Linked DNA regions of Homo sapiens: all the other regions are linked to region 1. Evidence: chromatin contacts called from ENCODE Hi-C or POLR2A ChIA-PET data. All regions are on one chromosome and are shown on one strand. Each heading gives the region's core, a stretch centred on a gene start or an enhancer-like site at or near the end of the contact. The rest is flanking DNA. Distances are from core to core; before and after follow the strand shown.

Region 1 (2,859 bases), core at 261-2,760:
TGTGTGGAAGAAAGCTACAGCTAAACTATTATAAAAATGTGAGATTTTATATCACAGCTTGTTCCAACAGTTAGCAATTAAAGGGGTCAAGGACACCAAAATGTTTCACAAAATAGAACAAGCTTCCATCTGCTTACAAGTTTCACACGCTAATCAGAAGTCACTAAATGAACAGATAAAGCAGAGACAACAGGCAGGCTGGGCCATTTCTTTGATCATTCATTCATTCATTGAGCTGATACTACTGAATACTTCCTGTGTGCTTTCTAAGCACTGGGGATAAAGCAGTGGACAAATCAGACAGCTACCTGTTTTCACAAAGTTACATCCTAGTCGGGGAGACAGAAAATAAGCAGGCAAATAAATAGAATAGTTTCAAACCAGATGAGAGCTAGGAAGGAAATTTTTTAAATAATGAAATAGCATGACTAAGGGAAGAAAGAGGGTGGTCGAGGAGGGCCTCACCCAAAACGAGACATCTGACCAGAGGAAGGAGCAGAAAGAGCTACTTGTGCCAAGATCACGGAGACAACTCCAAAGACGGGGAAACAGCAAATGCAAAGGTCCTGGGGCAAATGCGGGCTGGCATGTTCAAGGCGGGCGAGATGAGTGGGACGGGGCAGCAGTCTTCTGGGGGAGGGGCGCGGTGGTAAGGGATTCGGGCTGGGTCCCCTCTGGCACTGCTGGACACCGAGTGTGCAATGACAAGGCAAGAGAGGAGTGCGCGGGGAGGCGGGAGGCTGGGCGGGTGGGGAGGGGGTTCCTACACCACTCACACCAGCACGGGCCAGCACCCTGCCCAGTCTTCCACAGATGCACACCGGGGTCCTGCCCAGGCGTCTGCATACATTCACACAGCCTGACAACAACCCTGTCCAGAAGAGACATTTCCCCACCTTCCCGAAGGCAAAACCGCGGCAGAGCGAGGGTCAGTGCCTTGGCCAAGGTCGCGGGGACGCGACCCCGGGCCCCTGGGCACCCGGCGCAGGAGTGCAGCTGTCTGCCCCACCTCCGGGAGGGATGGCGCCCGCAGACCCCACGGGCAGGTCGGCCGGGCCAGGCCGGTGAGCAGGCCCGCAGCCCGGGGCTGCTGACAGCCGGGCGGAAGGGGGCGCCTGCGGCATCCCCCAGCACAGGGGCGACGGCTGCGGCTGCCAGGGCCCCGCAGCCCCCGGCCCGCCCCGAAGCCCCCGGCCGCGCGGTTCCCTCACCGCCCCTCCCCGCGGGCCCGGCCCGAGCAGCCGCCGCCAGGCCTAGCCCGCCCGCCGGGCTCACCTCGCCTCCCCGCCGCCGCGCCACGGGGAGAGGGCGGGCGGGCGGACTGGCGGCGCTGCGTGCTAGTCACTCCTGGCTCCGCGGCCCCGGCTCCGCCGCCGGCCCGCCCCGCTCCGCTCCGCCCCGCCGCCGCCGCCGCCGCCGCCGCCGCAGTGGGTGTGAGGGGCGCCGGGGCGCTGCGACCCTTCCGGTCCCGCTCCCTTCTCCGCCGCTGCCGCCGCCGCGGCGCCCGGTCTGACAGACCCTCGCGCCGACCAATCAGCGCGCGGAGAGCGGAGCAGGCGCGGCCAATGGCGCCTGGGGGGCGGGCCGATGGAGGGTGGCGCGGGCGGGGTCGGGGGCCGGGTCGGGCGCCCGAGGTCCTGGGCCGGGGTTCCGCGGGTTCTTCGCCCCCGGGCCTTTCAGTGGCGCGGGCCGAGTGGCCATGGCGCTCGGGTGCGCGCAGTGCACGCGGTGAGCTGGAGACGCAGGCATTGCGCGGCCCACCGGCTGAGCCCGCTCTCCCTGCGAGGGGGGCGCAGCTCGGTGGAGAGGGTGGCCCGGAGGACCGGGAACCGGGCTGGAGGCGCGCGGGGCTCACACCGCGGGGTCCGCGGGGAGCCGGGCCTCGGGCTGCAGGTGCAGGCTTGTGGCGGTGAGGCGACTGGAGCGGCACGGGAGCCCGCCCGTTTCGGGGAGAGCCCGGGGCGATCGCGGGGGGAGGCCGGCCTGGCGTCCGGGAGCCCGGCGTGCTAGGGCCCGGTAGGCGGGGCGGGCCTCGCACTCGGTTGCTCGCTGCGGCGCCGGAGGAACGGGTCTATGGGGGTGTGGGTGAGGCCAGAAGCCGGGTCGAAGAGGGGGAGGGGGTGCGAAGAGATGGCGGTGTGTAGACAGGTGACCCGGTGGGTCGGTGACGCAGGAGGAGACTGCGCTTGGTGGCGGGATCACTTAGTTGACAACATCTAAAAATTAGGAGGTGCGGCAGGGCGCGGTGGCTCACGCCTGTAATCCTAGAACTTTGGGAGGTCGTGGCGGGTGGACTACCTGAGGTGAGGAGTTCGAGACCAGCCTGGCTAACCTGGTGAAACCCCGTCTCTATTAAAAATACGAAGCAATGAGCTGGGCGTGGTGGCGGGCGCCTGTAATCCCAGCTACTCGGGAGGCTGAGGCAGGAGAATCACTTAAACCTGGGAGGCGGAGGTTGCAGTGAGCCGGGATTGCGCCATTGCACTCCAGCCTGGGTGACAGAGTGAGACTCTCTCAAAAAAAAAAAAAAAAAAAAAAAAAAAAAAAAAAAAAAAAAGGGAGGTGCTCAGTCAAGCCTCTGAGAGGAGTGGGGGGCGGGGCGAGGAGTCTCTTGCTCAGAGCCCCCTAGGGACTGGGACCCGTTGACTCTGAGCTGCTTTTGAGGCTGGATCAGGTACCAGCGGCCTGGGGGTCGTACAGGATGGGAGAGGCCGGGGCTTGGGATGTTGCCAGATCTACGTTGAAAAGTGAAGCAGGAAGAGAGGCACTGAGGCTGGGCACATGGGGAAAACCGTGGAGAGCCGGCCTTTGGGGACTAGAAGAGTGGGAACAATGGTTGACAAATGGTGAGTGTGGTGT
Region 2 (2,859 bases), core at 125-2,624, 970 kb after region 1:
TACCCATATGACCATCTCTCTCCACCGTGTCTCCCTCATCAAATAAAGAGAAGTTTAGCAACTAAGTACCTGAGGAGGTGGGAAAGGAATGCTACTCATTCCTCAGCTCTCCTAGTTACCTTTCCACTCCCTTCATCCCCCCACATTCCCTCATTTCTCTCACCTGGTACTCCTGCACCACCTCCTCCAAAGGCAGCACGCTGTGCTGTTTGTGGCTCCTGGATTCTCGGCACACCACACAGATGGCCTCTTTGTCCACCTCACAGAAGAGTTTCAGGGCTTCCTGGTGTTTAAAGCACATGCCCTGATCATTACTCCGGTTTCCCCGATAAGGAGTGGGGCACATCTGGCGAATTATCTGGACCATGTTGGCCAGCTGCAAGTTGGGACGAAAGCTGCGACGTGTAAAGCTCTTTCGGCACTGGGGGCAGGTGAACTGCCCTGGAAGGGGCAAGGAAGGAGGCGGGTGGATGTCAGGATACAGCTCTTCATCTTCGTCCTCATCGTATGCTTCCAGTATTTCTTCTTCTCGGTAGACATCAATTCTCAGGTCAGGTCTCAAGCCTCCTAGGTAATAGTCCTGATCTTCCTCTTCTTCTTCTTCCTCCTCGTCCCACATATAGTCTACGTTGTCCCAATTAGTTATACCACTGTCACCGAGCCAGAGTTCATCGTCATCTTGGTCTTGGAACAACTCTTCGTCAGCATTCCCCCGATACAACACCTCTCGAATGGAGCCGTCCCATCCATCCATGGCCCCCACCGCTTCCTCGTCCTCCTCCTCCTCCCATTCATCTTCCTCCTCGTTCTGGTCCTCCTCGTCCTCCTTACTCCACAGCTGGGTCACACACCCTCGGCAGAAGTTGTGCCCACAGCTGATGGACACGGGGTCCTTGAAGTAATCCAAGCAGATGGCACACACCGCTTCCTCCTGAAGGGTCTGCATGGGGCTGGGAGTAGTGGCATAACCAGCCATCTTAATGCCCGCCGGCAGGTGTAGATACGTCAGCTTGGAGCTGAGGAGCGGGGACGCGCCTGCAGGCCTGCCTCCAAACTACTCTGGTGACCCGAGGCTGTCCTCAACCTTGCTCTTCTTCCTCGGGGCCGCAGGGGAGCTTTGACCCCCTCTCTCAGGGTGCGAACGCCCAGATCCAGACTCACAGCCTCTCTCTGGGATCGGTGGGGACAGAGCAGGCTGCAGCCCCCAGCTGCTCGGTCCTGTCACGTCTCTCGCTACCCTCAGGGTGTGCCCTACACTGCGGCGTCCGCCTCAGATGCAGCCGCTGGCTACCCTGCCCGAGGCGACGCAAAATGACGTCTCGCTCCTGCACACGCTCTGGAGAGACGCTCTAGGCCGGCGGAGGACCACGTCTCTATGGTGTGCCGGGGGCCGCGCGGGCCGGGAGTTGGGTGGGCTGGGGGACAGGCGCGCCCGCGCCGCCCGCTCCAGCTGGGCTAGTGCTGCACATTCCGGCCAGCCCCTCCTCAAGACCCCATTCCCAAGCCCCTTCTCAGCTCCCTCGGGCCGGCAGAGCGGCTCTGATCAGGTCAGCGGCGGACGCCGGGAAGAGGCCCGGCTTGGGAGAGGTGGTTTGGTGGGTTGGCTGGTTCTAGATGGTGGGGGGGTCAACACTTGAGGGGGACTGGGTCTCCGAGCCGTTGTCCAGCCTGAGCCGGAGCCCCAGGAAGGTTAGAGGGAAGGGGGATAAATCTCTCCGGAAGCCCCGCCCGGGCCGGGGCCGAGTTGGTCCGCGGCGGTGGGGAAGCCTGGGACACCACCCTGGTGCTGTCGCCCGTCCCGCCGTCCGCGCTTGGGGTGCCTTTGTGGGGATCCGGGCGCCGCACAGCTGGGAGGGCCTGCCGCCCGGGAGGCTCGGATCCGGGGCGCCCAGTGCCCCCCGCTGCCTTCCGTGAGCCGTCGGGCCCCAGCTCCACGTAGGCCTCAGACCCAGCCCTGTTTCTGCTTGCGGGGCCGCGGCTGCGCAGTATTGCGGCGTCTGCCAGCAAAGCTGCGCCCCGGTCGTGGGTCCCCTGAGGGGGCCGGGGCTCAAGTTCCCTTCGGTGCTGCCGCCTGCGTCGGGCCAGGGTTCCGAGTTCCAGCCCTGAGCTCTGTGAGCTCGGCCGGGAGGGGGCTGGATTTGGGACCACACTTCCTCACCGCCGTGGTTTAGACTTAGTTTGAGAGCGGCTGGCCCCTCCTTCCTGTCCCGGTGTCCTCCGCTGTCTGTTATGCCCTTCACTCCTCCCTGGGGAGGGAGGGCTGGGGGCGCTGTCTGGGTCTGTTTTCCACCCCAGCGGGGCCCTAGGGCAGTGTCATTTAGACTCCACTCTGTCACCTTTCCTGGAGAGGGGACCTGATCCAGGGCTGAGAGGTTTTTTTTTTTTTTTTTTTTTTTGAGATGGAGTCTGGCTGTTGCCCAGGATGCAGTGCAGTGGCGCGATCTCGGCTCACTGCAAGCTCCGCCTCCCAGGTTCACGCCACTCTCCTGCCTCAGCCTCCCGAGTAGCTGGGACTACAGGCGCCCGCCACCACGCCCGGCTAATTTTTTTTTTTTTGTATTTTTAGTAGAAACGGGGTTTCACCCTGTTAGCCAGGATGGTCTCGATTTCCTGACCTCGTGATCCGCCCACCTCGGCCTCCCAAAGTGCGGGCTGAGAGATCTTACAGTGGGAGGGGGAATCAGGCCCTGGGGAAAGGCTTCTCAGGGGTTGTCTCCTTCTGTCTTCTGTCTCTGCAGGTAGGGATAGAACCAGGTCAGGCCTGGATTTGTAGTCCCAGAGAACAGAGGATGGAGATGGGGGCTGGACGCAGCTCAGAGGGGCTGGTGCTCATGGGCTCTGTGTATGCCTTCTCCTGTG
Region 3 (2,859 bases), core at 206-2,705, 930 kb after region 1:
GCCTTCCACACACGGATCGGAGAACACCAGGTTAGTCCAAGTTCTAACACCCACTGTTGGTGAATCTGCTACCCACTAGGTCTTGGTACAGAGAATACCATTTGTGCACTTAGGTAACACAACTTGCCTTAACCTTTCCAAAAAGCGAAATTACGCCCAACGTGGGGCTCGAACCCACGACCCTGAGATTAAGAGTCTCATGCTCTACCGACTGAGCTAGCCGGGCGGCCATGTCTGTATTCTAACTTTGTCTCTGAAGATGGAGGTTACCCTCAGAGGTGTAAGCACGTTTCCACTGTGCAAATACTAAGAAGCGCCTGCGCCTGGCTCTGTTCTAGGCACTAGAGCCGAGGATCTGAAATCTACGGATTCCTGTACATGTGATGGCTGCATAGGCTTCAGAAGGGAAGAGCAAGAGATTAGGTGAGGGGCGAGACCTGAATTTACTTGAGTAGTGCTCTCCTTCAGTTTTGCCCCAGTCCGTGTTCCTCCGAAGCGCAGGGACACACATGTCCTTCCTGCCACGTAAGGCCGGCCTCGGGAGAGAATCTCCCGAACAGACCAAAACGTGTTTCCGCCCGGTTTCGAACCGGGGACCTTTCGCGTGTGAGGCGAACGTGATAACCACTACACTACGGAAACCACCTTGGCTACTTTCCTGCCGGCATCGTCCTGAAGACACACACGGCTGAGACGGCCGGGATAGCTCTAGGCAAGCGCCCTTGTAGGACAGGCCCGGGGACCCCTGCCGCGGCCGGCTGAGCGGTGTCCAGGTTCTGGAGCCGGACTTGTCCACCGCAGCCGAGTCCGCAGGTCCTGTAATGGCCTAGCATAGTTCACCCACGAGGGTTCGTGGTTTTTGGCGCGTTTGATCTGACATACTCAGAGGCCTGACCACCCCCCTAGGAAGCGCGACGTCCATCTGGAGTTTTCCCGCGAGCCGCCTTGAGAGCAGGGTAAGTTCTGCAGGCCCAGCCCTGGCGTCACGCTGTGTCTGGCACTCACTGGAGATTCTGTACATAAATCATGGCCCCGTCATTTTTCTCGCATCAAACAACATTTATTTATTTATGTATCGACATCAAATCTCTATAAAAATAAAATTTAAAGAGCTATTTAAGCATCAAGTATTATTTCTACCGCACAAAGCATCTATTTTTGCAGAGATGCTGTGAGAATGTAGATGTAATGATTCGTCACCACTTCTTCACTGCTGGGCAGTTAGGGAAGTTCATCTAAACCATGAGACAGTGTCCGGTTGGCAGTTTCTACCTCGGATGCGAAACGCCGACTACAGTTGGGGAAGGGTGGGGCGTCTGCTGCCCTAACCCGCGAAGCGCTTTCTCAGGCCCCGCCCCCGGTCCGACCCGGACGACCCTCTGAGTCCTCCACAACGAAGTCGTCTGCCTAGAAGGGCCGGAAGTACTTCAGGGCGCGCCGCGGACCCACCCCCTCGCTTCCGGCATCGGCTGTGGGGAGTACCGGCTGCAGTCGGCTGTGCCGGGAGGGTAGGATGGCGTCTGGCCGATGCGGTGATAGCACCGAAAGCAGACGGCCGCCAGGCGCTCCCCCTACCCCCCGAAGTTTCTCCCCAGCGGCGGGGGATGGGGGTAGGCGGTTCCTCTGTTCTTTCTGCGTTCCCCGCGGCCTCTTACCACAGAGACGCGGGCCTCCACCGTCCTAGCCCTCCCGCCCTGTTCTCTAGTGCGGACTAGAGCGTCTCCTCGCCATTTCCTGTCGCCCTGGGGCCCCGCGGGGAAAAAGGGGGAGTAGCAGGACAGCGGAGGGAAGTCGCGAGCTTAGGTGGTGTGTAGACGCCGGAAGTGTTGGGAAGGAGGCCGGAAGCTAGGGGCGGGGCCAGGAAGTGAGGAGGGGCGGGGGTTTATGAGGAGTCCAAGGGAGCATTGGGGCAGACTTGTACTCAGAGCCACCTGAGGGACTTGGCGGTGGCGCCCAGCACTGTCCCCTCCCCTCGTAGAGACACGGTTGTCGTTTGGGAGTAGGGAACACTGTGTTGGGGTGGGTTGTCGGCAGGACATCTCTCTGGCTGCTCTTGGGGCGAGGTGTGGAGGGGCAGGGCTGGGGGTGGAGCCGGGTCGCCAGGGCGTCGGTAGGGAAGACCCCCGCCCCTCGCCCCCCCACCGAACCTCTACACTGGCTGGCTGGACACTAAGATGGCTGCCGTTGCCATGACACCCAACCCTGTGCAGACCCTTCAGGAGGAGGCGGTGTGCGCCATCTGCCTCGATTACTTCACGGACCCCGTGTCCATCGGCTGCGGGCACAACTTCTGCCGAGTTTGTGTAACCCAGTTGTGGGGTGGGGAGGATGAGGAGGACAGAGATGAGTTAGATCGGGAGGAGGAGGAGGAGGACGGAGAGGAGGAGGAAGTGGAGGCTGTGGGGGCTGGCGCGGGGTGGGACACCCCCATGCGGGATGAAGACTACGAGGGTGACATGGAGGAGGAGGTCGAGGAGGAAGAAGAGGGTGTGTTCTGGACCAGTGGCATGAGCAGGTCCAGCTGGGACAACATGGACTATGTGTGGGAGGAGGAGGACGAGGAGGAAGACCTGGACTACTACTTGGGGGACATGGAGGAGGAGGACCTGAGGGGGGAGGATGAGGAGGACGAGGAGGAAGTGCTGGAGGAGGTTGAGGAAGAGGATCTAGACCCCGTCACCCCACTGCCCCCGCCTCCAGCCCCTCGGAGGTGCTTCACATGCCCTCAGTGCCGAAAGAGCTTTCCTCGGCGGAGCTTCCGCCCCAACCTGCAGCTGGCCAATATGGTCCAGGTGATTCGGCAGATGCACCCAACCCCTGGTCGAGGGAGCCGCGTGACCGATCAGGGCATCTGTCCCA
Region 4 (2,859 bases), core at 212-2,711, 760 kb before region 1:
TTTTTTTTTTTTTTTTGAGACAGAGTCTCGCTCTGTCGCCCAGGCTGGAGTGCAGTGGTGCCATCTCGGCTCACTGCAAGCTCCGCTTCTCAGGTTCACGCCATTCTCCTGCCTCAGCCTCCCGAGTAGCTGGGACTACAGGCGCCCGCCACCACACCCGGCTAATTTTTTGTATTTTTACTAGAGACGGGGTTTCGCCATGTTAGCCAGGATGGTCTCCATCTCCTGACCTCGTGATCCACCTGCCTGAGCCTCCCCAAAGTGCTGGGATTACAGGCGTGAGCCACCGCGCCCGGCCTCTTTTTTAAAGAAGGTTTTATTTTTGCAATAACATTACTAGCGCTATTGACAAGTATCAAATGCACACTGTATAACTACAGCAAACCCATCCACAACGTATTCGACTGTTCAGAGCCCTGAATGACATCTTGATAAAGAGCCAAAAGTTGTTTCCATAAAGATCTTCAAGGTGTTTGAGCACATCTTGTCAGACGCCCGTAAAGGAAGCTGACTCTCACTGGGTTCCAGGAATTACGTGGTTACGTCCATAACAGCCCATCTGACAAGTGGCAAATACCCGTGGAAAACCAATTAACTGTGCTCCTCGGTTTACCCTGGAGGATGGTGGCGGATGACGCGACTAAGTTTGCTTTGAGCCTGCTTCAAGTTCCAACTTCCTTGGAGTTAGTCGCATTTACAATTTAAAACATGCAAAAATCCACGCTTGTGTATGAAATTCGTGTTTCTTCAGAACATGAGGCTAAGACAACGTGGATATTATGGGATGATGGGCCGTTCACAGAGAAATCCCCGTCCCGGGCACACTCAGGCCTGGCGCCTGGCCTGCGGCTCACCTGGTGGGAGGAAAGGTTTCTCTGGGTGGTCCAAGGCGGCACAGGTGACCCAGGGCGAGGAGCCTCTGGGGGGCTCAGCGAACCCAGCGTCCACTCAAGCTCGTCCTGCCCCTGGCAATCCACGCGGTGCCGGGTGGATGCGTGGGAGCCACATCAAAGTCCCCCCACAAGTGCCTGGGGCTCCCCGCTGATTTCGAGGTCTACAGAATGGGTTTCTTGCAACTCACATCCTTCAGCTGGAGGACCCCAGAAAGGCAGAGCTCCCGTCCAGAGTGTGCTGGTCCCGGACGCAGACCTGCTCCCAAATGCCCTGGGGTCGGGCGTAAGGCCTGGGGATCGCCGGAGCCTGGTTTCCTCACTGCGGTGCTCACTGCCGCCGCCTCTTCCCCGGACGCCCGGTCTGTCTGAGGTCGCCGGGTCTGTGGACGCGGATCCGAATCGGAGCTTCCGAGGGTGATCTGAGATCCAAAGTCAGGAGTCTTCTGCATCCTGCCCTTTGTCAGCGCTGGTCCTCATTTCACCTGCCCAGGGCCTTCAGGAGGGGCGACACTCTCCGGCTGCGGGCGGCCCAGCGCTCGCCCCCCTCGGCCCCACGTACTCTTCCTGCCTCGCCCCCATCGCCCTCCTCCGGCTTCCCGCGCCTCCCGGGGCTCTGCGCTTGCGTCCAGGGCGCCCTCTCCGGGGACAATGGGCGGGTGCTTCGCAGGCTGCAGTCAGGGCCGACTTCACCCGGCGAGGACAGGGCGAGGCGCTGGGCCCAGAGGTATGTTTGAAACGATTCGCGTATGTGAATCTACTTTTTGAATTGTAAATTTTATGAAACCTAAATACAAATCATGTACTTCTTATGAAAATTTCGTGTCTGAATTAAGAAGTGCTATCAATATAAAAGAACAGATTTCGAAAACTTAGTACAAAAATAGAAGGTGAAATATTTCATTCATGTTTATGTTGATAACATGTTCAAATGACACTACTTTGGACGTATTGAATTAAATATATTATTAAAACTCATTGCACATATTTCTTTTTACTTTTCTAAGTGGCTACTACAAACATTAAGTCACATGTGTTCTTGCATTATATTTCTACTGGACAGTGTGCTGTACAAGAAAATAGAAAAAGTATAAAAATTATCCAGTTCATTTTATGAAACTAGAATTTTTAATTCTCAAATCAGATAAGGTTAACATAAAAATAAAATTATAAAACCATTTTTTACTTATGATCACTGATATAAAACAAAATATAGCTAACAGAATCAAATAGTATATATATAAATTTATCATATTGTATTTAAGATCTTTATTTTTCTAACATTCTTGGTCCTATGAAAACATTTCAGTATACAACATCAGAGAAAAACCATCATAATCTATATGCCAGTCATCACAATCGACATGGTATAATTTTTAAAAATAAACTATCTTGCCCTGTAGATGTATATATACAGCAGTCCCTCTGTATCCACAGGGGATTCGTTCCAGGACCCTCCCCCCAAAATCCACAATGCTCAAGTCCCTTATATAAAGTAGCATTGTACTGTCAGTCCCCAATTTATGATGGCTTCAATTGGGATTTGACTTGCCAATGGTGCAAAAGCAATGGGCATTCAGAACGCTTCTCATCTTACAATAGGGTTACATCTGGATAAACCCATTGTAAATTCAACTCGCCATATGGTCAATCTATACGATGGATGTATTTGGTTGTAACCCCATCATAAGTCAAGGAGCATCTGTATTTGCGTATAACCTATAACCTATGCACATCCTCTGTCCCAGGTTAATTATTTAGAGGTATAATTTAAATCACCTCTAAATTTTATTTTATTTTATTTTATTTTTGAGATGGAGTCTTGCTCTGTCGCCCAGGCTGGAGTGCAGTGGTGTGATCTCGGCTCACTGCAAGCTCTGCCTCCCGGCTTCACGCCATTCTCCTGCCTCAGCCTCCCGAGTAGCTGGGACTACAGGCGCCTGTAACCACACCCAGCTAATTTTTTGTA
Region 5 (2,859 bases), core at 139-2,638, 610 kb before region 1:
CCGAGCAGGGCTTTCTTTTTCTTTTTTTTTGAGACTGAGTCTCGCTGTCGTTGCCCGAGCTGGAGTGCAATTGCGCGATCTTGGCTCACTGCAACCTCCACCTCCCGGGTTCCAGCAGTTCTCCTGCCTCAGCCTCTTGAGTAGCTGAGATTACAGGCGCCTGCCATCACCCCCACCTGATTTTTGTATTTTTAGTGAAGACGGGGTTTCACCATGTTGGCCAGGCTGGTCTCGAACTCCTGACCTCAGGTGATCCACCCAACTCGGCCTCCCAAAGTGCCCGGATTACAGGCATGAGTCACTGCGCCTGGCCTTTTTTTTTTTTTTTTTTTTTTTTTTGTATTTTTAGTAGAAATGGGGTTTCACCTTATTGGCCAGGCTGGTCTCGAACTCCGGACCTCAGGTGATCTGCCCGCCTCAGCGCCAAAGTGCTGGGATTACAGGTGTGAGCCACTGTACCCGGCAGGGCAGGACTTTCATATTTCAGATGTGAACACGAGCTTGGATAGGATTGGTGCTGGGAAGAGCAGAAGAGGAAGCTGGGAAGGTGGACCAGTGCACTATGTGAAGGTGCCCTACAGGCAGGCTCGGAAGCTTAGACTTCCTTTTGTGGGTAAGAGGGAACTGCTGAAGGATTAGAAAGCCGGGGTTAGATCTGGATTCTGAAAGCAATCTGGGAGGATATCTAGCATAGCCAACAGCATTATTGCCCTCATCATTCAGTCATTTGATAGACTTGAACTAGCATCTGCTCTGTGCCAGACTCTGGTCTTGGGAAGGGGACCTGAAACAGCCTCTGCCTGCCCTCAAGGTGCTCCTAATCCAGCTTGGAAGACAGATGCGTGTATAGACCACAGTCCAGTGTGTTCACTGACATCCTGGGGTGTGTGCCATGGGCTAGACCTATGCATAGGGCTCAAAGTATCAGGGATTGTGCACACTAAACATGACTTTTATTCCAAACAAACTGTGCCCTCAGGAAGTCCAAAGTCCAGATAACAGACAAGTCCCATTTTGCTCACTTCTCTCTGCACCCCCCACCCCTGCCCAGTAAGTGCTGATTCTATTATGTGAAAAAGGGAGCTATGTGTTGTTTCTAATTCCTCTTCTGCCCATGGGCAGTGAGAAGAGAAAGAACTAGAGCAGGGTTCCCTCTGTTATGCCTTCGTTAATTCATAATACACTTATCCCTCACATATAGGTGGACAGAGGCTGGATGGTACATACCATCCCCAAGATCTGGTTCAGGGAGATGGTCTCTGGAAGCCCACATCCAGGCCCACCCTTGAGATTGTATCTTCTCGGAGGATGTTTCCCCGTTAGTCCTCACTGTATGTTGTGCCTCACCTGGAAGATGGGGTGGAGTTGCTGAGCTGCTGTCCCAGGGCTAGTCCCATCTCTGACCCACTCAGCTCTTGTCCACCTGCTATGACTCACAATGCCTCCAGGCCAGGCCACCCCAGGACAAGAAGGGGTGCTGACCGCTGAGCTGTCAGATAGACTCTGGGCTCTCCCCTGCATGCATTCAGTGCATCATTGAGCACCTACTGTGTTCTAGGAACAGTTCTAGGGAAGTGAAGAACATATTCCCTCACTGAGCTGTCATTCTTGGCAGGGGAATGAAGGGAGTGATCATAAGCAGAGTCCAAGACAGGAATTTGTTCTAGGGGAACTAACAAGATAGTCTCTCAGGAAGCTAACAGAGCGTGTCATGGGTCAGGTTCCCTAGAAGCAGAGCCTAAGCTGAGCATTCTTGTTCAAGTGAATTATTGGGGAAATGCTCTCAGGAGAAGGGGGTGAGGGAAGCAAGACAGGGCGAGAAAAAGGCTAAGGCTGAGCCAGAGTGTGGTCTCACGTGGAGACTAGCTTCCGCTTGCTCTCATGGGGAACTCTGAGCACAAATGGCACCACAGTTAGGCCTCCTTAAAGCAAGGGAGCCCGTCTTTTGTACCCTCCTTCTACATGTCAGTTATTGGCCAGGGCAGCTGAGAGTTACCAGCCAGCTCCTACAGCACCTATGGGATGGGTGCACCACCAGTGATAGGGATCTCAGTAGGGCGCCAGCTGAGGAGGGAGGAAGATAATAGGATAGATGATGAAAATGAAAGGGCAGACTAGCCAACATGGCAAGACCCCATCTCTACAAAAACAAATTAGCTGGGCGTGGTGGCATGCGACTGTAGTCCCAGCTACTCAAGAGGCTGAGGTGGGAGGATCACCTGAGCCCAAGAGGTGAAAGCTGCAGTGAGCAGTGATTGTGCCACTGCACTCCAGCATGGGCGATAGAGACCCTGTGTTTAAAAAAAAAAAAAAAAAAAAGAGGGCCAGGCGCGATGTTTCATGCCTGTAAATCCCAGCACTTTGGGAGGGGAAGGTGGGTGGATCACCTGAAGTCAGAAGCTCGAGAACTGCCTGACCAACATGGTGAAACTCCGTGTCTACTAAAAATAGAAAAAATTAGCCGGGTGTGGTGGCGGGTGCCTGTAATCTCAGCTACTCAGGAGTCTGAGGCAGGAGAATTGCTTGAACCTGGGAGGCAGAGGTTGCAATGAGCGAAGATTGTGCCACTGCACTCCAACCTGGGCAACAAGAGCGAAACTCCATCTCAAAAAAAAAAAAAAGGAATGATTAAATTAATAAGAATATCCAGGCCGGGCACGGTGGCTCACGCCTGTAATCCCAGCACTTTGGGAGGCTGAGGCAGGCGGATCATGAGGTCAGGAGATCGAGATCATCCTGGCTAACATGGTGAAACCCTGTCTCTAATAAAAATACAAAAAATTGGCCGGGTGCAGTGGCTCACGCCTGTAATCCCAGCACCTTGGGAGGCCGAGGCAGGCAAATCACCTGAGGTTGGGA
Region 6 (2,859 bases), core at 189-2,688, 590 kb before region 1:
GATCATGTAGCATCCAGAATTTTATTCTGCTTTGAATAGCTGCTTCCCCAGGTAGACAGGAAACCAAAATTCTCCTACACAAATTTTGGGGCTGAAGTTGGGGCGCCGTGGCTCACGCCTGTAATCCCAGCACTGTGGGAGGCAGAGGCAGGTCGATCACCTGAGGTCAGCCTGGCCAACATGGTGAAACCTGTCTCTACTAAAATACAAAAATTAGCCGGGCGTGGTGGCGGGCGCCTGTAATCCCAGCTACTCGGGAGGCTGAGGGAGAATCGCTTGAACCCGGGAGGCGGAGGTTGTAGTGAGCTAAGATCGCACCACTAGACTCCAGCCTGAGCGACAGAGCAAGACTTCGTCTCAAAAAAATAAAAATAAAAAAAATTTGGGGGTTGAGGGTTGGATGATACTAACTCATGCAAACACCAAACCCTGCCTTTCTTCCCCTTCCCGGTGGCAAGAGGGCTTTTCAGATCAGTGATACATTCGCTGATTCTAGTGTTTTCCACCCTAGTAGTCAAGCCTTTGGGTGTCCAAACAAATAGAGAACAAGAGATCAGGATCTCTAAAGGTCTAGAAAAACCCTGGGCCACTTCCATTTTGTGAGGTTCTCAGCATACTGAAAACTGAAGATGTACTAAGAGTGGGTTACTAAAATGGTGGCGTATCTTAAATCTTTCCATGGCACCATCCTTTCTCTCGTCCTGTCATCCCTGTATCTCTCTGCCCTGACACCTAATCTCACTTCAGGAAACATAAATTGAAAGTTCAAATAACCTCGGATTATATTATTCTGGACTGTGTGTTATGCTGGGCGACGAGGCTGCGCAGGCTCCTGGGCCGAGCCATGACTCTGCAGGAACTGCGGCGCCGGCTCACACAGCGCGGAGCAGTGCACGCCAATCCGGCCAGGCGCTCGCGCTGGGTTCTGCTCACGCCCGTAGGGGCCCGCGTTCGCTGCAACGGGCCCTTCCTGATGGCCGATCGTCGGACTCCTACCCCTTTTGCCGGCTGCCGTTTGCCCCGTCAGCGAAGGGCGCGCGATGCGTCCCAAGTCTCGGCTCCAGGAACCAGACGGGTGAGGGCTACTGGGGGTTGGGTTGGAACGCCCCGAAGGCACCACAGCAACCGACGCGGGAACGCCTGTTAAACCAGCCCCGCCCCGAGACGCGCGCGCCCGGCGGTCTCGATCCAGCGTGGCCCGCCCCTCACCTCCCGCCCAACCAACAGCCACTTCCTGCCTCACTCCCGGCCAATCTTCACACTCCACGAAGAATAGCCGTAGGGGGCGTATGGGACGGTGCGTAGAGCGATGCCCACGCCGGCCAACCGGATGTCGGGGCTTGCGCGGGAGGGCGGGACTTGGCGCCGGCTGTGGCTACTCAGGGGCCAGGGGCGGGCACAGGGCCGGGCTTCGTGCGGTGGGGCTCGCTCGCGCGGCAGCGGTGGCCGAGGCCTCTTGGTTCTGCGGCACGTGACGGTCGGGCCGCCTCCGCCTCTCTCTTTACTGCGGCGCGGGGCAAGGTGTGCGGGCGGGAAGGGGCACGGGCACCCCCGCGGTCCCCGGGAGGCTAGAGGTGAGAGGGGAGACCTGAGCGCGTCCTCGGGCCTGTGAGGACCTCGGGGGGCTGGGAGCGCCTCTGCGGCTGAGGGGTCGGGCGTGGCCGGCGACTGAGGGGTCGGGCTGGCTCTTGAGGGCCCAGGCCCTGGCCGACGCGCCCGCCGTGAGCGAGGAGGCCCGAATCCGGGCGTCTTTGGTTGGGTTGCGGGCCCAGGCCGCGCCGCCGGGGTCGGGAGGCGTGGCAGGTGGCCCGACAGCCTTCTTTGACCTCTGGGAAAGCTGACTTATTCCTATGGCTTTGCTTCTAGGGCTTTCTTAGGCCTCTTTGCCGGCTGCCTGGGCAGCCGCGAGGTGGGCTGGAGTAACTGGGTAAAAGTATAGGGTGGAATCGGGCCTACTAGGTACCCCTAGTAGTAGGGAAGGGTGGTATTAGACCGAGAGGGAATGTTTACAACTAGCGTTACAGTTTAATATTTGAAAATCCAAAGCGGAGACTGGACCCTAGTTCCCTGAAGAGAAAGGGGAATGTACCAGAAGGAGAACACGCAGTGGTTGAGAAACTTAGCAGTTACAGCACCTATTCTGGAGGCGAGTAATCCAGTTGGAGAGGGACAGGGCGTTAAAAGCAGGAAAGCCCCCGAAAGCTCATCTAAGTGCATCTCTTTCCACACCGGAGGCCTGGAGGTATGAAATGACTGGCCCAAGGTCATGCGATTAGTGTACTGATGGTGCTGGGATTATAGTTCAGGGATAGACCGTGCAGTGGTTAACGCTAAGGCCCTGGCTCGAGTCTTTGATTGGTCATTGGTTGCTCTGTGAACTTCGGCAGTTTTCTTACCCTTTGTGCCCCCGTTCTTGTCAAGTAATGGATATAATAATACCCGATGGATTTGTGAGGATTAAATTAAGATATGTATACAATAAGACAGGGAAGTCCGACATTTAGTAACTGCTCGATGATCATTGCGGTACGTTATTATAATCTGAATGCCTTTGGACCAATACACTGCCATCCTAGTGAACTGGTTCAGTCCTGTTTCGCAGGACCTGAGGTCACAGTTATGGTGATAGAAGAAACCGGGCATTGTGTATTACCGCTGGGCATGACACAAGTGATTGCTGGTTGAGGGAAGTTAAACTGAGCTTAATATTAAAAGATTGAGAGGACAAGATTAACCATAGTTAAGTCTTTTTACCTCTGATTTAGGAAATGGAAGATTTTGCTTAATTTTTTAATAAGTAGATTTTTTTAAGGGGGAAGAATTTTATTGATCTTTAAAATCATTCTGTATCTCAGTCTT
Region 7 (2,859 bases), core at 164-2,663, 570 kb after region 1:
ATAATTTTCTAACGGCTGTTTAGTTTCTTCTGTAAAAATCCCTACCCTAATACACTGTATTGAGTATACCATTGTTTGAAGTAACAACAAATTGGAGACAACCCAAATGCCCCCGAATAGATCTAAAAAAGGACAGAACATCGAAAACATCCAAACAATGGCCCATCCAATACTTACCACAGCTCTGTAAAACAAAACGAAACAAAACACAACTTCTGTGTTCTGACATGTAGAGACCAGTAAGATAAAGTGAAAGAATCAAGGAGTTAGAAGGATTTCTATCACCTGTGTGAAAAAAGGGGGAACTAACTAGTTATATTTGCCAGTATTTGCAGAAATTCGGAAAAGATACAAAGGAACAAAAGTGGTTACCTAAGAGGGTAGGGCCTAGGAAGATACCTAAGCGGGATGGGAAGAAATCTTTCACTGGTAACTTTTTATATTTTTAATATCCCAGCCATATGAATATATTACATATTTCATATTATTATTTTTTTTAAGCCTTGAGCTTTCACAAAGAAATGCTCCTGCTGGCCAACTACTTTAAATGTCTTAGAGCAGCACACCCAGCCCTGGCATTCCCCAGTGATCTTTTCCGTCCCACCCCTGGGTTCCCGCAGGCTGTCCCCTGGGTCTAAGAAACTCTTCGACCTTCCTCTCCCTACCTAGTTAACTCCTTTTCTGCTTGCAGGAACACGCGGCAGGTCGCCTCCTCCCCGGTGCACCCGTCTGTATGCAGGTGCGCTTCCCCAGATGAGGGCTAGGACGCACCTCCGGGGTCTCTATTCACACCTGCAGCGGGAGCTTATCATCATCACTCACCGACCAAAAAAAAAAAAGAAAAAAAGGTGGTGGGGTGGAGCGGAGGGGAAGAAGGTCGAATCAGATCACCCCTAGAGGTCTCTCTGCCCTCGCAATCACTCTCAAGTCCTAGAGTACCAAACTTAACTGCAGAGGGAGCACGAAATGGTGGGTATTTTGAAGCGCTAATTTTTAGGGATCCCCTCCCATCCAAAACAGGGATGAATAGTTGAGGAACACCGGAGCGGGGCCCTGGCCCTTCTCGGAACGTTGAGCAGACCTAACATGACGCTGGTCCGTTCAAACGTCGCAGTTGTGGCCCACACAGAGCCCAGTCTGTTCCAGGGGCGCGCCCTGCACCCCTCTGCCTGCCCGAGGTCTTCCCTCCCCTCCGCTCCCCAGAAACGCACCCACTGAGACATGTGCGGGGAGGGGGCACGCTTACTCCCACATCCCGCCCGAGACCCGCGGAGCAGCCAAGACCCGGCCAAAAAGGGGAGGGCGTGGCAGGCAAGGGCCGGGGGCGGGAGCGCGGGCGGCCGCGGACTCACGTACTGGCTGTGGCGGCGCCGCGGGAACCCGGCCGCCAGCGGGACAAAAGCGCGGACCGCACGGCCGGAAGAACCCGCGCCGGCCCTGGGGCACTTCCGCGCCCTCTCTGGGACGCTGGAGGACTGACTCGATGGTCCGGGCCGACGGCGCCGGCGGGAGGGAGGGAGGGGAGCGCCTCCTCGGCTATTTATTGAGGACCAGCTGCAGGGCGCGCGCTCCAGGCGCGGCCAGGAGGCCGTGGGCGGGGCTTTCTGTTTCCGTGCCCATTAGCTTCTGGGGTAGGCTGGGGGAGGGGCACAGGTAATAAAGTAAATACCTGCCTACCTGGTTCCTGAACACGTGATTCATTGCCAGGTGTGGGTGCGGGGACGTTCCCGGAAGTGGGGGCCTGGCGGGAAATGGGGGAATCCGGGAGGGGCGCAGGACAGCGCTGGGCTGGGGACCCATTGCCTTCTCAGCTGGTTGGGGGCTGGCCCGAGAGCACCAGCCCTTCCTGGTCGTCAGCACCAGAAGCGCCCCCGGTTAGGCACTGGGGATGCGGAGTGGGAGCGCGCCCCTGGAGCCGTCCCTGGGACCGGGCCACGCTCCCACCCGGGGCGCCAGCTTGGCAGCGACCTCGCCCCCTGCCCACCCCACCGCCGGTGTCGGCTTCCAAACCCAGGGCCTAAAATGACTTTGAAGACCTTTTTTTTTTTTTTAAATTAATGTTTGTGGGTACATAGTAGGTGTCCCTATTTGTCGAGTACGTGAGATATCTTGATACAGACAGGAATGCAATGCGTAATAATCATATCAGGGTTAATGGCGTGTCCATCACTTCAAGCATTTATCCTTTGTGTTACAAGCAATCAAATTATATTCTTATTTTTAAATATACAACTAAGTTATTGGCTATAGTCAGCCTTTTTTAAAAACAGCAACATCTAAATATTTTTCATATTAAGTTTAAATAATTGCAAAGGGTATATTTTTGGCATGCTGTTAATATTAAGAACAAAATTGCTTTCAAGTGTATCCAATGGAATCTAAATCCCTGAAGATTTGGTATTATCCACTTTTAACAGTCATAAGTTTTACATCTTTTAGGGTTTTTTTCCTTGAACTTTTATGTCCCTCACCGGCTTTTTATTCTACTGTAAAAATATTTTCATTCTATGTGCCTCATTGAATTTTATCCTAGTGTAAAATAGTTCTATGCATTGTTTTATTGTTTATTGTTTATCCTAGCATATATGTCCGTAACGAAAGTAGATTACATTTTTTCTTAGTGTTATTTTCTGGATTATTAGCAAAATTATATAAATATTTCAAAATGTTTACTGTTAATTCTTAGACAAAAAGTGAAGTGCTTTGGAAGCACAACTTGTAATGAGATGGATTTTGTTTTACAGCTCAAATTATTTATATTATTTGAATGAATTTTACATATTGCTGGGGTGAGCCGGTGTTTGGCATCAGCTCGACGCCTATTTTTCATTTTTATACATGTGGGTGCTGAGACACTGT

What was found. A loop is a pair of places that touch in the nucleus more often than their neighbours do. ChIA-PET counts read pairs that join two places held with the same protein, here RNA polymerase II (POLR2A). Pooled maps may share reads with other maps.
Region 2: a loop to region 1 is called in a pooled map, with 10 times the contacts of the local background. The contact joins the promoter of TRIM52-AS1 here to the promoter of MAPK9 in region 1. A Hi-C loop is called at or near these places in 3 of 37 single-sample maps with no recorded cell type and 8 of 50 pooled maps. POLR2A ChIA-PET finds 5 or more read pairs at or near these places in 1 of 52 experiments (CD4-positive, alpha-beta T cell).
Region 3: a loop to region 1 is called in a pooled map, with 11 times the contacts of the local background. The contact joins the promoter of TRIM41 here to the promoter of MAPK9 in region 1. A Hi-C loop is called at or near these places in 11 of 50 pooled maps. POLR2A ChIA-PET finds 5 or more read pairs at or near these places in 3 of 52 experiments (Caco-2, K562 and activated naive CD4-positive, alpha-beta T cell).
Region 4: a pooled map shows a loop between it and region 1 (5-fold over the local background). The contact joins the enhancer-like site here to the promoter of MAPK9 in region 1. A Hi-C loop is called at or near these places in 5 of 37 single-sample maps with no recorded cell type and 2 of 50 pooled maps.
Region 5: a loop to region 1 is called in a map of CD4-positive, alpha-beta T cell, with 8 times the contacts of the local background. The contact joins the promoter of CBY3 here to the promoter of MAPK9 in region 1. A Hi-C loop is called at or near these places in 1 of 168 maps with a recorded cell type or tissue (CD4-positive, alpha-beta T cell) and 8 of 50 pooled maps.
Region 6: a loop to region 1 is called in a pooled map, with 21 times the contacts of the local background. The contact joins the promoter of CANX here to the promoter of MAPK9 in region 1. A Hi-C loop is called at or near these places in 7 of 37 single-sample maps with no recorded cell type and 14 of 50 pooled maps. POLR2A ChIA-PET finds 5 or more read pairs at or near these places in 3 of 52 experiments (CD4-positive, alpha-beta T cell, RWPE1 and naive thymus-derived CD8-positive, alpha-beta T cell).
Region 7: a loop to region 1 is called in a map of CD4-positive, alpha-beta T cell, with 4 times the contacts of the local background. The contact joins the promoter of ZFP62 here to the promoter of MAPK9 in region 1. A Hi-C loop is called at or near these places in 1 of 168 maps with a recorded cell type or tissue (CD4-positive, alpha-beta T cell), 5 of 37 single-sample maps with no recorded cell type and 14 of 50 pooled maps. POLR2A ChIA-PET finds 5 or more read pairs at or near these places in 4 of 52 experiments (T-cell, activated CD8-positive, alpha-beta memory T cell, activated T-cell and 1 more).

What each region holds. Positions count from the first base shown.
Region 1 is chr5:180,290,573-180,293,431 of GRCh38, forward strand. MAPK9 (mitogen-activated protein kinase 9) reads right to left here and starts at 1,511. Exons shown (of 12, transcript NM_002752.5): 1 at 1,276-1,511. It overlaps LOC124901151 (a long non-coding RNA gene), which reads left to right and starts at 1,660. Exons shown (of 2, transcript XR_007059085.1): 1 at 1,660-1,728. RefSeq lists silencers at 1,027-1,216, 1,347-1,716, 1,727-2,066 and an enhancer at 1,989-2,631.
Region 2 is chr5:181,259,838-181,262,696 of GRCh38, forward strand. It overlaps TRIM52-AS1 (TRIM52 antisense RNA 1), which reads left to right and starts at 1,375. Exons shown (of 3, transcript NR_102762.1): 1 at 1,375-1,547. TRIM52 (tripartite motif containing 52) reads right to left here and starts at 1,306. Exons shown (of 2, transcript NM_001346048.2): 1 at 164-1,306. The coding sequence starts at 976. RefSeq lists enhancers at 1,007-1,056, 1,237-1,286 and silencers at 1,427-1,576, 1,687-1,936.
Region 3 is chr5:181,221,826-181,224,684 of GRCh38, forward strand. TRIM41 (tripartite motif containing 41) reads left to right here and starts at 1,456. Exons shown (of 6, transcript NM_033549.5): 1 at 1,456-2,859. The coding sequence starts at 2,175. TRK-CTT2-3 (tRNA-Lys (anticodon CTT) 2-3) reads right to left here and starts at 226; the gene lies at 154-226. TRV-CAC1-5 (tRNA-Val (anticodon CAC) 1-5) reads right to left here and starts at 642; the gene lies at 570-642. It overlaps MIR4638 (microRNA 4638), which reads right to left and starts at 808; the gene lies at 741-808. RefSeq lists silencers at 35-244, 495-724, 1,995-2,204 and enhancers at 1,455-1,684, 2,352-2,859.
Region 4 is chr5:179,529,295-179,532,153 of GRCh38, forward strand. All of the region lies in intron 4 of LOC128966623 (a long non-coding RNA gene), which reads left to right. Among named protein-coding and RNA genes, the nearest start is that of RUFY1, 20 kb to the right of the region's middle. RefSeq lists enhancers at 477-1,083, 1,084-1,689. Within about 2 kb of position 1,462, at least 13 of the 41 ENCODE cell types and tissues checked have a DNase peak (open chromatin) inside an H3K27ac peak, as active enhancers do.
Region 5 is chr5:179,679,646-179,682,504 of GRCh38, forward strand. CBY3 (chibby family member 3) reads right to left here and starts at 1,389. Exons shown (of 2, transcript NM_001164444.2): 1 at 1,228-1,389. The coding sequence starts at 1,273. It also overlaps a transcript of CANX not described here.
Region 6 is chr5:179,697,529-179,700,387 of GRCh38, forward strand. CANX (calnexin) reads left to right here and starts at 1,439. Exons shown (of 15, transcript NM_001746.4): 1 at 1,439-1,574. RefSeq lists enhancers at 544-1,073, 2,634-2,693 and silencers at 1,084-1,493, 1,534-1,823.
Region 7 is chr5:180,859,863-180,862,721 of GRCh38, forward strand. It overlaps ZFP62 (ZFP62 zinc finger protein), which reads right to left and starts at 1,414. Exons shown (of 2, transcript NM_001172638.2): 1 at 1,357-1,414. The coding sequence starts at 1,357. RefSeq lists enhancers at 994-1,073, 1,551-2,457 and a silencer at 1,174-1,623.